Regions from separate parts of the Homo sapiens genome. Here regions 1 and 3 are each linked to region 2. A link is a contact called in ENCODE Hi-C or POLR2A ChIA-PET data. All regions are on one chromosome and are shown on one strand. Each heading gives the region's core, a stretch centred on a gene start or an enhancer-like site at or near the end of the contact. The rest is flanking DNA. Distances are from core to core; before and after follow the strand shown.

What was found. A loop is a pair of places that touch in the nucleus more often than their neighbours do. ChIA-PET counts read pairs that join two places held with the same protein, here RNA polymerase II (POLR2A). Pooled maps may share reads with other maps.
Region 1: POLR2A ChIA-PET joins it to region 2 with 10 read pairs in activated CD4-positive, alpha-beta T cell. The contact joins the enhancer-like site here to the promoter of HERC1 in region 2. POLR2A ChIA-PET finds 5 or more read pairs at or near these places in 2 of 52 experiments (WTC11 and activated CD4-positive, alpha-beta T cell).
Region 3: a loop to region 2 is called in a pooled map, with 4 times the contacts of the local background. The contact joins the promoter of APH1B here to the promoter of HERC1 in region 2. A Hi-C loop is called at or near these places in 1 of 168 maps with a recorded cell type or tissue (CD4-positive, alpha-beta memory T cell) and 4 of 50 pooled maps.

What each region holds. Positions count from the first base shown.
Region 1 is chr15:62,937,380-62,942,136 of GRCh38, reverse strand. No RefSeq gene overlaps it. Among named protein-coding and RNA genes, the nearest start is that of TPM1, 100 kb to the left of the region's middle. Within about 2 kb of position 1,301, at least 25 of the 41 ENCODE cell types and tissues checked have a DNase peak (open chromatin) inside an H3K27ac peak, as active enhancers do.
Region 2 is chr15:63,830,713-63,835,323 of GRCh38, reverse strand. It overlaps HERC1 (HECT and RLD domain containing E3 ubiquitin protein ligase family member 1), which reads left to right and starts at 1,376. Exons shown (of 78, transcript NM_003922.4): 1 at 1,376-1,497. RefSeq lists enhancers at 1,188-1,317, 491-1,354, 1,355-2,220 and a silencer at 1,558-1,987.
Region 3 is chr15:63,274,460-63,279,468 of GRCh38, reverse strand. It overlaps APH1B (aph-1B gamma-secretase subunit), which reads right to left and starts at 1,864. Exons shown (of 6, transcript NM_031301.4): 1 at 1,733-1,864; 2 at 138-308. The coding sequence starts at 1,845. It overlaps LOC124903504 (a long non-coding RNA gene), which reads right to left and starts at 4,363. Exons shown (of 2, transcript XR_007064674.1): 1 at 4,107-4,363; 2 at 2,617-3,451. RefSeq lists silencers at 1,558-1,837, 1,918-2,337.

The DNA of each region.
Region 1 (4,757 bases), core at 52-2,551, 890 kb after region 2:
TGGGTGATTTATTTACAAGAGGTATCACTTCTTGCGGCTGTGCATGGTGTCCAAGCAAATGGCTTACTGCAGCTCTCACCAAACTCAGCTTTGTTATCTACTTTAGATGAGACCAGGTGATTCACTCTCTCTCTAATTTCAACTCTTGGTGAGCTAAAATGATTTCTGCTTTAAAAATGTCCAGAATGTGAAAAATAAAATGAAAAACTACAGAAACAACAAGCCTTGTTATTCAGATAGAGAGGGAGACAGAGACAGAGACTACTCATCTTATCTGAATGCTGTCACAGGGAAAGCACACCCTGACAGTCCACAGCCCTGGAGCCTCCTCAAAGTTTCCCACCCAAAGAGGAAGCCCTACAAAAGAAATGGAAGAGAACCCCCTGTACCCTGCCAGGTCTGTCTTACCAAAGGAATGTATCATTCAATACCCTTCCAGGCTTCCCCATTCCCTCCCAGTAGTTCTAAACCTCTTGGGGGCCAAGGACTCCTTTAAGATTTCCCAGAAAAATATGCATGTCCACAAATGCCTAAGATTTCAGGAGGTGCAGGGGAGTGAAGGGAAGCAGGTGCTGTGGGGTCCAGAGGGGAAGCATCTTAGGGGGTTGCAGGGTTGGAGGACAGGCTGTGTGGACGGGGCCAGGGCTAGGACCCTGGGTTGGATGTGGCTACAGGGAGGAAACGAGAGGGCATTTTAGGCAGGAATGAGGCCAAAGGTAGAGGAGCTGAGATGCAGCTGGCTTGCCTGCAGAGCCACAGTGAAGGGAACAGAGCTAATGCTTATTGACCACCTACTATGTCCCAGCCACTATGATATGTGCCAAAGGGCTATAAACAGGCGTGCTCCCTCGCCCGAAGGAACACAGTCTCATGGGCCAGGCAGCCAAGGACTGGGGCAGGATTAACCATGATACGGTCAGAATGAGCAGCAGTCCCTCTCAGCAGGGAGTAAAGCCCTGAGGCTGCAGATGGGAGCTGGTGACCCCTGACAGTCTTCATCACCAGGGCAGGCCTTGATGGCAGGGGTGGGACAGGCCGGGCCTTTCAGTGTGTCCTTGGCTGCCTCTCTCCAGTTAGGGGCTGGACGCTGGGCTCAAGTGGGCGATGTTCCAGGGCTTTCAGTGGTCCAGAGATCCCAGCTGGTTCCAGCTCCTCAGAGCAGACATAAAGCGGGTCATTTCTTGCTTTCTGGCGTGGTGACTCAGCTGACAAAAATAACTCACGCTAGCAACAGCTCTTTCTGCATCTTGTGGGCTGGGAACGGGTACTAGGAAGGACAAAAACTGCTAAGCAGTGAAACATGAGGACTCCTCCATCTGACTCAGCCACAGAAACACACAGAGAGACAGACACAGACAGAATGACAGCAAGAGACAGAGAGAGAAGCAGAGACAGAGACATAGAGAGACAGTCAGACACCCACACAGATGTGTTCTGAGAAACTGAGTGGGGCTGCTTCTGACACTGAAGCCAAGGCACTCCTCATTTCTGGACTCAGCAGCTGGGGAAGTCACAGGGCTCAACTACCAGGGAAAACAGTTTACAGGTCCCAGGACTTAACAATGCTTTCCCAGGTGTACAGAGCACAGCCTCCAGGGTTGTGCAACCCCCTGCAAATGGACTTCTCCCAAAGCAAGTTCATGTGGCAGCTCCCAGCTCTTGCAGACTCCTGCAGCCCTCTTTACTCGGCTTGAGTGTGGTCCTTTGCATTCTGCTCCCAGGAACCTTTTGTTTTGGTCCCTGGGCACAGGGTCTGAACGTGTACCTAGGATAACTTACCACATGCCTCTCTCCAAAGACTGCCTTGTTCTGTGAGTTGGAATTTGCTGATGAGGAGGGATGCCATCTGTCTTTCCCACTTATCCACACCCAGTCCACCCGCCAAAGCTCATTGCATCCCCCTTTTCTCATTTAGAGTCAGACAAGGAAGTTCATATTTTCAAATGGGTCTGGCGCCATGCTGGGTGTAGGCAACATCATTTCCCTCCACCTAGACAATAATCCAAGATAGGTATTATTTAACATGTGAGAAAACTGAACTTAAAGAGAACAAATGAGGCCGGGCACGGTGGCTCATGCCTGTAATCCCAGCACTTTGGGAGGCTGAGGAGGGCACAGCAGATCGCTTGAGCTCAGGAGTTTGAGACCAGCCTGGCCAATGTGGCAAAAAATACAAAAAATTATCTGGGCGTGGTGGTGCATGCCTGTAGTCCCAGCTAATTGGGAGGCTGAGGTGGGAGGATTGCTTGAGCCTGGGAGGTGGAGGGTTGCAGTGAGCTGAGATCGCACCACTGCACTCCAGCCTGGGTGACAGAGGGAGACCCTGTCTCAAACACAACAACAACAAAGAGGATAAATGATTTGCCCAAGACCACACCACTGGTTAGAGTGGAGCTGGAATTTGGGCCCAATGCAGTATAGTACCACATCCCATGGGATGCCTCCTGTGGTACTGTACAGCATCCCATGCTTGCAGCTGCCATTGTATCCCATCCCTGCCTGTGTGCCTCTCTCTGAGTTTGACATGCTGCTCAGAGCATGGACAACTCATCTGAAAACGAAAATTATATCATTGGAAGGTCTCTTGTCCTATATAATTGGGACTAGTAGTTGGTTGGTTAACCAAAAAATTTGATCAAGGTGAGAAATCATAAAACAGGACACATACAGCCTTATTTTGATGTGGATCAAAGGCCTTTTCTCAAAGAAACTGGTGAAGAAAATTCTACTTTTCTGTTTTGCGTAAGCTACACTAATAATTTCCAGTGTCTGTTTTAATGAAGAAGAGAGAACCCAAGGTACTCTTGAAGCAATTCGAGTGCAGAATCCTTCTAGATTTATACAAACTTTCTCTTTTTTTTTTTACCGTTATCTCGTCCACACCTCATTCAACAAGTTTCTTAGTGATTCACTTTTATCAAGTCTTTCCTAAAGCAATGTGTTTGACATAAAAAGCAACAATTTCTTTTGTTCCACACTCTTCTTTCTCGGTTTATGTTCCTTTTGGTTAAATTGCATAATCATGGTGTCAAGTGTAAGTGGCAAGGCATAAATAGATTTGGGAACATGAATAATTGATTCTTGGTAAATGTTCTACTCATTTGGAGAGCAGAAGTGTGGAGGCGTATTATAGATAAGCTGCTAGCTGGGAGCATCAACTGCTGTATTTGGGGCAGAGAATGGAAGCTGGTTAACCTGGCCAGTTATGGGGAATGTGGTTAAGAGGCTTTGCGCAGGACCTGATGGAAGGGTTGGGGTGAGAGCCAATGGAGATGGCAGGTGAAAGGATTGAGTAAAGTGGTGTCTTGTATATAAGCCATCTTCATGATTTTGAAGCCTTCCCTGATGCTGCAGCACACATGGTCCCCTCCTCCCATGAACCTTCTTCCCTAGGGAACGTTAGAGAGCCCCCAACCAGCAGCCAGGAGACCCAGATCTAATCCCAGCTCTGCCACTTTCTACCTCTGTGAGTTTGGGCAAAAGGCTTAATCTCATCAATCGGGTTTTCTTCTCTGTACACTGAAGGAATTGGGTAAAATTGTCTGGAAAGGCTCTTCTGGCCCTGTTCTAAGTATCCCAGGGCCAGGTTTCTTACTAACTCCACTCTTCTCTTTGGGGTTCTCAGTCACCCCCAGGGCTCTAGAATACTCCCTGTCTGATACGGTTTGGCTGTGTCCTCACCCAAATCTCATTTTGAATTCTAGCTCCCATAATTCCCATGTGTCACGGGAGGGACCCAGTGCGAGGTAATTGAATCATGGGGGCAGGTTCCTGTGCTGTTCCTGTGATAGTGAATAAGTCTCACGAGATCTGATGGTTTTAGAAATGGGAGTTCCCCTGCACACGCTATCTTTGCCTGCCACCATGTATGTTGTGACTTTGCTCCTCATTCGGCTTCTGCCATAATTTGAGGCCTCCACAGCCATGTGGAACTGTGAGTCAACTAAACCTCTTTGCTTTATAAATTACCCAGTCTAAGGCATGTCCTTATTAGCAGCGTGAGAACAGACTAATACACCATCCCAAACCGTATCAACAGCCTCACCTGTGTGCTGTGCTGTGCTGTGCTGAGCAGCAGGAAAGCACCATGTTTTTGGTGCCCTTTAAGTGGGATGGCCTGACCTCTCATGGATGACCAGGTGAGAATTTTTAGACCCATCAAATACCAAACCATATTATCAAACAAAGATTATTAAAACTATGTGGCTTTGGAGCAAAATGGACCTCTTATAAGAATATAGTATATGATAAAGGAAGCATCACAAAACAGTGGGAAAGGAGATAATATTTGGTATGGGAAAAGTTGGATAATAGTTTGGGGAAAAAAGACTTAGGCCCACATCACAAACTATACATTAAAATAAATGATGGGTTATTTTTAGATGTAAGATTGCTACAGAAAAAACACAAGAGAAAATATAACTGAATGTTATTATCAAAGCCTTGGAGAGTGATGCCTTTGAAAGTCTAGAGGCAATAGAAAATTCACAAAGGAAAAGAGAAATCAATTTCATTTTGTAAAAATATATAAAATCAATTTGTAAAATAAATAGGCAAATGAGAAAAAACAGATAAAACATGAGGGGTTTATATGTTTATTAAAAAAACTCATGTACATCAGTAAGAAAATCATTAATAATTTGTAATAAACAAATGGGCAGAACACATAGTTAAGTTACAAATGAGGAAATTCAACTGGTATAGAAAAAACCTCAACCTTTCTAGTAGTTAAATGCATGCAAATTAAAATAAGAATT
Region 2 (4,611 bases), core at 127-2,626:
CATTTTATACATAGAAACTTAAAAGCTACACACCTAAGACCCATCATTTAATGAGTACTTAATATGTGCCGTATGTGAGCTTTACATATATTTTACTCCTCAGAGGAACCTTGTGATAACAAGAACTGGCATTATAAATTGACACATAAGGAACTGAGGTTCAGAGAGGTCAAGCAACTTGCCCAAGGTCACACACCTGGGGTAAGTGGGATTCCAGAATTCCCACCAGTGTCTGACAGTGAAGCACATGGCTCCTAACTCTTGGACTAAACTGCCTCATGTGACACACAAACATGTATCTAATTTAACCATGGGAAAGCACTCCCTCGTCTGTCTATACCGTAATTTCTTACATTAGTGACACATTCATGGCTTGTATGTTTGTGTGCTTCTCCTACGCCTCCAATTGGATTGCAAACTTCTGGAACGCAGAGGCCAACTCTATTTTTTGTCCCCAAGTCATCGGTCAGTTTAATTGATGCTCGTTAGAATATCTGGAAGGAAAGACACCATGAAGGTGGCTGGAAAGGAGTAAAACCAGGTACAGAAGGAGGAAGATGGAGATGGGGTATTCACTCAACAATTTAATGTCCACTTGGACCTATGTTAGGCGCTGGAGATATGGTGAGGACTGAGCCAGTCTGTGTCCTTCCCCTCATGGGGTTTCACGTGGAGGTCGAGGTCATGATCAAGGATGTAAGTCACCCAAAGGACACTACTGTGTTCCCAAGCAGAAAAGAAAACCGAGGAGCCAGGCCCTGGCATCTGCAGGGTTCTGGCAGTCCCATAAGGCGCAAAGACATGAACAAGGTGGAAGAGTAGGTCAAGTGAAACGCTTTTATGTGATTGAACTTAGCCGGCCGGAGGGCCGGGGCCGCTGCGATGAGAGATAAAGAGCGTGGGGCGCCGGGTGCGAGGCGGAGATAAAGGGGTGAGGCCCTGGCCCTGCCGCCGGCCGTAACACGTGTCCCTTCGCCTGGCGGCGGGGTCTTCCCTGCCCACCACGAGGAAAAGGGGGCGCACTGCATGGCCCCCCACTCCTCACCACCCTTTGTGAAACGCCCCCAATTGTGCTTCATCTGTGGAGTCAGGTCCCCGCAGGCGGTCGGGGCTGCCCGGATTCCGCGACGGCTGAAGGGTGAGGGCCGCGCGGTAGCAAAGTGTCCCCAGCACCTAGCTTGGCTCCCCTCGCTCCCAAATCCCTTTCCCCTTTTCGCTCAACCCCCAACTCCACCTCAGCCGCCTTCCTCTCGGTTCCCCTTTCACCTCCCGCGCTGGGCCTGTTGGGCGGGGCGAGGGCTCCCGGCTGCGCGAGAGTTCCGCCCAAATCTCGTGAGACTCGCCTGACGCCGCCGCTGCTGCCGCCGCCTCTTACGTCTTTCCCTTTGACAAGTCGCTGCTGCTGCAGCAAAAATAAAGGACGCGACCGCCGCAGCCTCTGCGGAGCCGGGCTCGGGTCGCCGGAGCCGCGCCCCACCCCGCCAGCTCCAGAGCCACGTACGGTAACGCATCATCTACCGTCCTCCTGGTCCTGTGTGTGTGTGTGTGTGTGTGTGTGTGTGTGTGTGTGCGCGCGCGCGTGTGTGCTTTGCCGGCCGCGCAGGGCCGGCCGGGGCCGTTTCGGGACTGCAGCCGAGCGGGGCTGCTGGGGTCCCGGGTGGGCGGCAGGCGAGCTGGGGGAGCCCTCCTGGCGCGCCGCGGATCCCCCGGGTCCCCGGCTCTAGAGGCCTCCTGCCGCCCGGGCGCCTCGGAGCAGCGTAGAAGCCGAGGCGCCCGCGGAGAGGGCCGAGAGACCCGCCCCTCCAGCGGCTTACAACGTCTGTGCCCCGGCCCCGCTGTGGTCGCGTCTCTTTCTGCTTCATTCCTTTATCTGCTGACCAGCTCCTCTGCCCCGGCTGGGGCTCGGTCCGCGGGCGGCGGCCGACTCCCTCTCAGGGTCCGGGGAGTGCCGCGACCCCGGTGTCCCCAGGCGCCGGCCGCCTTTAGCGGGGTGGAGGCTGGGACGACGTGTCTTCCTCCTCTCCTCTGCCTTTGGGTGAGGGCAGCTCATCATCTGCTAAACCTTTCTCCAAATCTCCCGCCCCAATAAAACAACAAATTATAAAGCCTTTGCAACCGGGAGGCGAGGCGGGGCGCATTGTTTAGTCTTAAGCGTGAGATGAGGATGATGATGGTGATGACAGGAGCTACCCCGGGGAACATGGTGAAATCTGTTCTGTGATGGGTGGCAGGTTACTGGGAGACACGAGGAGGACAGGAGCTTGTACCACCTCTCCCAGGAGGTTATGTAAAAGACATGTTATCTTAGAGAGCTGTGAAACACAGGGACAGATTTGTCTTAGTTTAAGAAATGTCTATAATACTTAGAATATAGAGATAATTAAATGATGGGAATAACAAATCTGAACAAACTAACCCATCTTTGTAATTCCATCTCCAGAGGTGGCATTTCATGGTTAACATTTTATTGTATTTCCTAACAGACACATTTTTTTTTATCCTTGCTTGGGACTTCCTCATTCTATATTTGTTCCAAAAATGATTTATTTTATTTGAATCAGTTCTCTGGCCTGCTTGATTAAAACTGGCTGCTAGTTCATTATCACTGGCTGAACTCTGCCATCACTATCTTTTTCACTGGGCCCTTTTCCAAAATGATTGTTAGCTAAGTGGTTTGAAAAATCAAACGTTAAAACATTGTCTGTTTGGGTCTAGTACCTATGTATATATTATATTTTTACAATTCTGTTAGTGGTGGTTGCTCAAAATGGGGCAGTATTTGTAGAAGGGAAAGAAACTATGATTATTCATAGTGGGAAGAAACCTATTTACCTCAGGTTTTATGAAATTGATTTCTACTGGATATTTTTAGACCAAAATTGTTCTGTGACATTGTTTCATAGTGCCTGTTGTGATTAGTGTGGGATGAGTATGTCTCTTTGATATATGTGTTTCCATAGCCTGCGTTTATACAAGCAAAATTGAATGTCCTAGGTGCCTGTCTTATGCATAAATGTACGTATATATGTATAGAGACACACACACACACACACGTATTCTGCACCTATACACATTTATATATCTTGGAAGTGAGTTAAGATGTATTGCTATATTATTTGAGAAAAGATAGCATTAGGAAGGGCAAAGAACAGTCATAATATTTCCCCCAAATCACATGACAAGGTTGTATGGCAGAATGAGATATCTAGGGAGGTTGGAAATCTGGAGCCTTTTAAAAATAGGATAGATTGTCATCTGGGGTTGTTGTTATTGGAATGGATTAAATGGCCTATTAAGGCCTCTTGTAATTCTAAACTTTTATGAATTTTGCGTTCCCTAAGGTTCTTATCATTTTGCTTCTTAAATTTCCAGTCATGCTGTTTGCATGTGACACATCCATTCATTTGCTGGTCATGTATTCCATTTCCAATGCAGGCACCCTGATGTTGCATGGAAGAGAAAGCAAATGTAAATGCGTCACTTAATCTGCTTATTAATATAAACATCTCTTGAAAATCTCAATTTAAAGAAATTTTGGAGAATGTGTTGGTGATTGGACTGGATTGGGTTAGTAGAGGGTGCAAATAATAAATAGTAATAACAATTCCAACGTTCCAAGCATGTTTTCCCCCAAAAAAGTCATACTGAATACTCCCTAATATTTGAAATAGAAAAAAAAGGGGGCTGGGTATATTGAAGGAGCTGACCTTTTAAAATTTTTAAAATTCAGATTTTCAGATCTTAAAATGATGATAATGATGACATCGTGGCTTGGAGAGTGAGAAGGTTGTGTTAGGATAAAAAGAAACTTGTGAAACAAAACTTGAATGTTATAGTTGGATAACTATATAATAGCAAGTAACAAACTTACTATAATCTGTTGAAGCTATTTTTAAAAATTGTAAATAGAACTTTTGGCCAGATTACAGTAGCTCACGCCTGTAATCTCAGCCCTTGGGGAGGCCGAGGTGGGAGGATGGCTTGAGCCCAGGAGTTTAAGATCAGTCTGGGCAACATGGTGAAACCTTGTCTCTATGGTAAATACAAAAATTTGCTGGACGTGGTGGTGCATACCTGCAATTCCTGCTATTAGGGAGGCTGAGATGGGAGGATCAATTGAGCCTGGGAGATTGAGGCTGCAGTGAGCTGTGATTGCACCACTCTACTCCAGCCTGGGAGACACAGTGAGACTCTATCTCAAAAGCAAAATAAAACAAAACAAACAACAACAAAGGTCTACACAACTTTGGCTTAACATACACATGAAATACATTGTTGTGAGCATGTATTGCAGATTATCATGATGTTGAAAACATAAAAAGTTGGTCAAATCATTTACAGAGAAGTTTGCAAAGCCAGGAAGGTCACATCTGCTAGCATTTTCTTTAACTACAAAAAGTGAAAAAGAGCATAAAGTAGTTGTTTACTTACTAGATGCCAGATCCGATTTTCATGATTTTAGTTTGTTCTGATGTTGCCTACCGGGCTCTCTAAATTAATGGGACTGTTAAATTTCAGATGAGATCCTTGAGCAAGAAGATATGACAGTTGTATCAGATGATTGGTTGATGGATTTTATTTATTTTTAATGATTTATTTAGAAATAATGTT
Region 3 (5,009 bases), core at 615-3,114, 560 kb after region 2:
GCTGGAAATGTACCAATCTCTTGGCTTAGTACTATGTAGGAGGGCATAGATACAATACTATATTCACGTTTCAAATGACCAAATCATAACTAAAATCTAACTGGGGAAAAAAAAGGTAAGGCAGGTATTTAACTTACTTTAAGAGTTTATAATATGCAAATCGGAACATTTCTTGGATATAGACAGAGACAAACGCTCCAAAGATCAGCAGATATTTCTGTGTTGGTCCATCTTTGTTGTCAATAATGACTCTTGCCATGAACCAAACAAGGGACGAAATCAGTAGAGACACCAACCAGAAGAAAGCTCTGAAAAATACGGGAAAAAAAGTTACAAGTGAACATCAGTACAGGATTAATAATGTTTAAAAGCAGGAAAAAAAAAAAAACCTGCTTGAGAAGGAAGAGATTTCTTGACGTTTCAATAAGGAAAAGAAAGTCCTCATAAAGTGATACTCTGATCAGTTGTTCTTAACGGTGCATTTTCCTTGGTGAGACAAACGTGTCCAAGAGGAAGGCTGAGGTTTCCCAACAATTACTTTTTTCAATGACCCTGCTACTTGCAAGTACATCTGCAGACTCTATCTGCCAAGGACTATCTAGCTAGAAACTTGGTTATTTGCTACTCTTTCTAATCAATGCTCTGCCCATTGATGAGCCAAAACAAGAAAATACACAACCCTGATTACTGCAATTTTCATATTCTTAAAACTTACAAGAAATTATGGATTTACTGATCAGATATCTGCAAAGATGAGTATCTTTTCCAGAAAAATATCTACATCTCTATTAATAAAGTGACTGGTATAAAATTCAACTTGAAAACCTGTGTTCTGATCTGGATCAGTATCCAAGCCCTCCAGGTCTTACAGCACCCCTGGGGATTCTAATGATTATAGCAAGCTTTACAGACCCTTCCCAAATCTCTATTATTTTTAAAATGACATGCAGCGAAGCACTTTCAATACGTTTGTGGGAGGTGAAGAAACGCAGAAAAGCGGGAATCATTGGCCTAGTCTGGTGCCAAGAGAGACTCATCAGAGGAGGGGGGATGTGGTATGTGCAAGTAAGAGGCAGGTGATGACTGCGATGGGACACCAGAGTCCGGTATTTACCAAGCTCCCAGAAGGAGACGCACAGTCAGGTGCTTCGGTGTTTTTACAGGTTTCCACCCTTCGGCTGCACAACGGAACCATCCAAAAGGAGCTTAAATTTTTTTTTTTTTTTCTGAAGCCCGAATCCCATCCCCTAGACATTCTGATTCAATGGATCGGGGTGGGGGTGGGCATCGGCATGTTTTAAAGCACCTGGCCACAGGTGATTCTAATAGGCGGAAGTCGCGCACTACTATCCTAAACGCCAATGGTTTTTAACCCTTTGGGGATTACACATGCCTTTGAGAATCTGAGGGAAATTAGGGACTCCCCCTCCAGAAAATGAAGGATGCATATATGAACTTATCCATAATTTTTTTATACAACTTTAGTAGCTTCACGGATCACTAAACCCCACCCATGAGCCCCAGGCAAAAGGCCCTGACCCCCAGTGTGCGCTTCTTCCTAAGAGGGCGAGGCGCCTTTGGGGAGCCGGATCTCCGCTCTCCCCCTCTCAACCCTCCTCCCGTCTGAAACGCAACAAGGTCGAGCCGCGCGGTGGGGGCGCCGAGGGTCGCGGGTAACCCCAGCGGGGGAGGGGAGCCCCGGCGTCCGGGTTTCCCGACGCGACCGCCTCACCCGGCGATGAGGAAGATGATACGCAACGGCTCGGTGGCGATGGTGAAGACATAAAGGGCGAGCGCAGGCCCGAAGGCAATGAAGGCGCAGCCGAAGAACACGGCCGCAGTCATGGCCACCGCGGAAACCGACCCGGGGGCCCGTTGGGGACGCGAGATGCTCCCGGCGCGGGCGGGGTTCGGTGGGTGGGGCTCGGGGTGGGGGGCTAAGCGGGACGCGGGGGGCGGGGCGCGGCTCATGGGCAGGCACGGGGACGGGGGCGGGGCTCGGGGGCGGGGCACGTGGGGGCGGGGGCGGGGCTCGGAGGCGGGGTACGTGGGTCGCGGGGCGAGGCGGGGCGTGGGGGTAAACGCTAGGGCCTGGGGGACTGGGCGGGGCGTGGGCTGAGGGCGCCGGGCGCAGGGGCGGGCTCAAGGCGGTGAGCGCGGACCCCACCGTTGGGCCCTCCGCCCTACCGGGTGTCCGGAAGCGCCAGGGCCACGCCGCAGCTCCTGCTCCCGAGGCGGGCGTCCTCGGCGACGTTAGGGCCCCAGCCATCGCCGCAGCCCCACAGATACACTCCGATCGGGTTCCAGTGCCGGCCGCGAGGTGGTTAAGAGAAGGGAAGCTCCCTAGCCCACCTTCGAGCCGCATGCACCGAGAACAGGCAGAGATTCCAAGTCAACCAAAGAGACTAAACAAAAATGTAGCGCAGGAACAAGCAGGATTCCTTTTTAAATAGGTTTTTTTTTTTTTTTAAGCACATTTTACCGTTTGGATAGTTGCGGGAACTTCGTACTCCATCCTGTATAAAACCTAGGCTGGGATAGCAGTGACCCCGGGGATAACCCACAGATGGTAAAATGATGAAAGAGTGGTGGAAGAAGCTGCCCTTCTCAGGGCTGTTTCAGCCAAATGGTTTTTATTTTTTTCCCAATTCTTCAAAAGGGTTGTTTTTGCAGGCATTCTGTGACCACCCTACAAGCAATAGTAACATCTCCCTGCTCCGTCTTCTCACAGTCGTCCATTTCACTTGCTTATTTTTCTTCCCCGTTAAAACGCGAACTCCTGGGGGACAGGGACTTTGCTTTGCTCTTTGTTGTTTCCTCAGCACCTAGAAGTTCACTAATATCTGTTCAATAAGTGAAATAATTTAAAAGGTGGAAGTTATAAACATCTATATTAACAATTTCTGAAAGGTTTAAAAATTAAAACTTAAGTTCTCTGATCATTCACATCCAAGTTAGATTTTTCTTTATGTTGAATAATACTTCGTCGGTTATTTTGATCAGTGTGCCTGACACAGGTAAGTGCTATGTAAGTATTAACCACTCCTACATAATGTCCATCATGAATAAAGATTTTGGCAATCCACATTTAAAAAAACACCAGTAGACAAATGTTGGGACCTGACAGATGTTTTGCAGCTCGCCCCTGAAAATGCACCTTCAAATAATACAACTGCAGGTATTTAATTCTTACAGAAAAACATTACCTTTGCCCATTTAAAAGTCATATATATTTCCATTCACTCCCACAGAATACTTCTTCAGATTCCAGTGATTGTATTTTGAATGGTCAGATCCCAGCACAATACCTATCAAAACTCGGGTCGAGACAACAGTTCAGAGTGATAGATCTGCTTTGTAAAGATATGGAAAATGAGCTTCCAGACTGGAGGTCCTCAGTGCAACGCAGGCATGAGATGGCAGTGGCCTGATTCAGGGAATTAGCAGGACTCTGGAGGGAAGCAGACAAATTTAATAGAAGTTTAGGAATTGTACAAACAGAATTTAGTGACTAATGAGCTACATAGAGTGAGATGGGGGAAGAGTCAAGGATGAGGGCTTCTAGAGGGTTCGGGCTTAAGTGGATGCTGTGGAGACAGGAGGAGGAGAGAATATGGCAAAGTAGACACGATAATGAGTACCATTTTGTTATTTTGTTGTTACTGTTTTGGAGACATAGTCTCACTCTGTCGCCCAGGCTGGAGTGCAGTGGTGTGATCTCAGCTCACTGCAACCTCTGCCTCCCGAGTTCAAGCAATTATCCTGCCTCAGCCTCCAGAGTAGCTGGGACTATAGGCACGCGCCACCATGCCTGGGTTATTTTCGTATTTTAGTAGAGACAGTGTGAACAATGTTGGCCAGGCCAGTCTCGAACTCCTGGCCTCAAGTGACTTGCCCACCTCGGCCTCCCAAAGTGCTGGGATTACAGGCATGAGCCACCGTGCCTGGCCTTCATTTTGGATGCCTTGAGACTGAGATACTTGTAGCACTCCAAATGGAGGTGTTCAGTAGGCAACTACATATACAGGATCAGGAGAGAAATGGACTGAACATCAGAGCTGAGACCAGAATACCTGAAGCCGTGAGAGTATATAGAATAGAATTACCTAGATAGCTAGTAAAGCCAGAACAAGGCCTATGTCAGAACACCAACATTAAAGGTATGAGGAGAAGAGGAACCTCATAAGAAACTGAAAAGGAGTGGCCAAGAGGGTAACAAGAAAACTGGGGGAATGTGGTGCTGTGGAAGCCAAGGGGAAAACATTTCAGAAAGAAGGGCTGTCGAGAGGTTAAGTAGCCATGCACAGTGGCTCACGCCTGTAATCCCAGCACTTTGGGAGGCTGAGGCAGGCGGATCACTTGAGGTCAGGAGTTTGAGACCAGCCTGGCCAACATGGTGAAACCCTGCCTCTACTAAAAATACAAAAATTAGCTGGGCGTGGTGGCAGACACCTGTAATCCCAGCTACTCAGGAGGCTGAGACAGAAGAATCACTTGAACCTGGGAGGCAGAGGTTGCAGTGAGCCAAGACTGCGCCACTGTACTCCAGCCTGGGCCACAGAGTGAGACTCCTCCATCTCAAAACAAACAAAAAACAAAACAACAACAACAACAACAAAAGCTACCAGTGAATTATGTCCACTGGATTTAGCCATACAGAGGTCATCAGTGACCCAGACATAGGGGTAAAAGGCAGTCTGTAAAATCTTCTCACATTAATGTGTGGTAAGAAAAAAAAGGAAAGAGGAAAAAATGGAGAAATTTAGCTTTAGAGGAGAGGAGACAGGACACCAGCTGAAGGAAGACAGGAAATGGAGGGATCCTCAGAGTACCCACCCAGTTTCCTTGGTAACGAGTGATGCAATTTCGATCCTGCTGTGATGCTGAAGGTCGGAGTGAAGTTACCAGCCCTATAAGAGTCAACCCTAGGACCCAGCTTTCAAGCAGCACTGGTTTTGTTGATGGTACAAGATGAGAGTCTTAACTACATTCTCTTAGAGTTTTTTCAA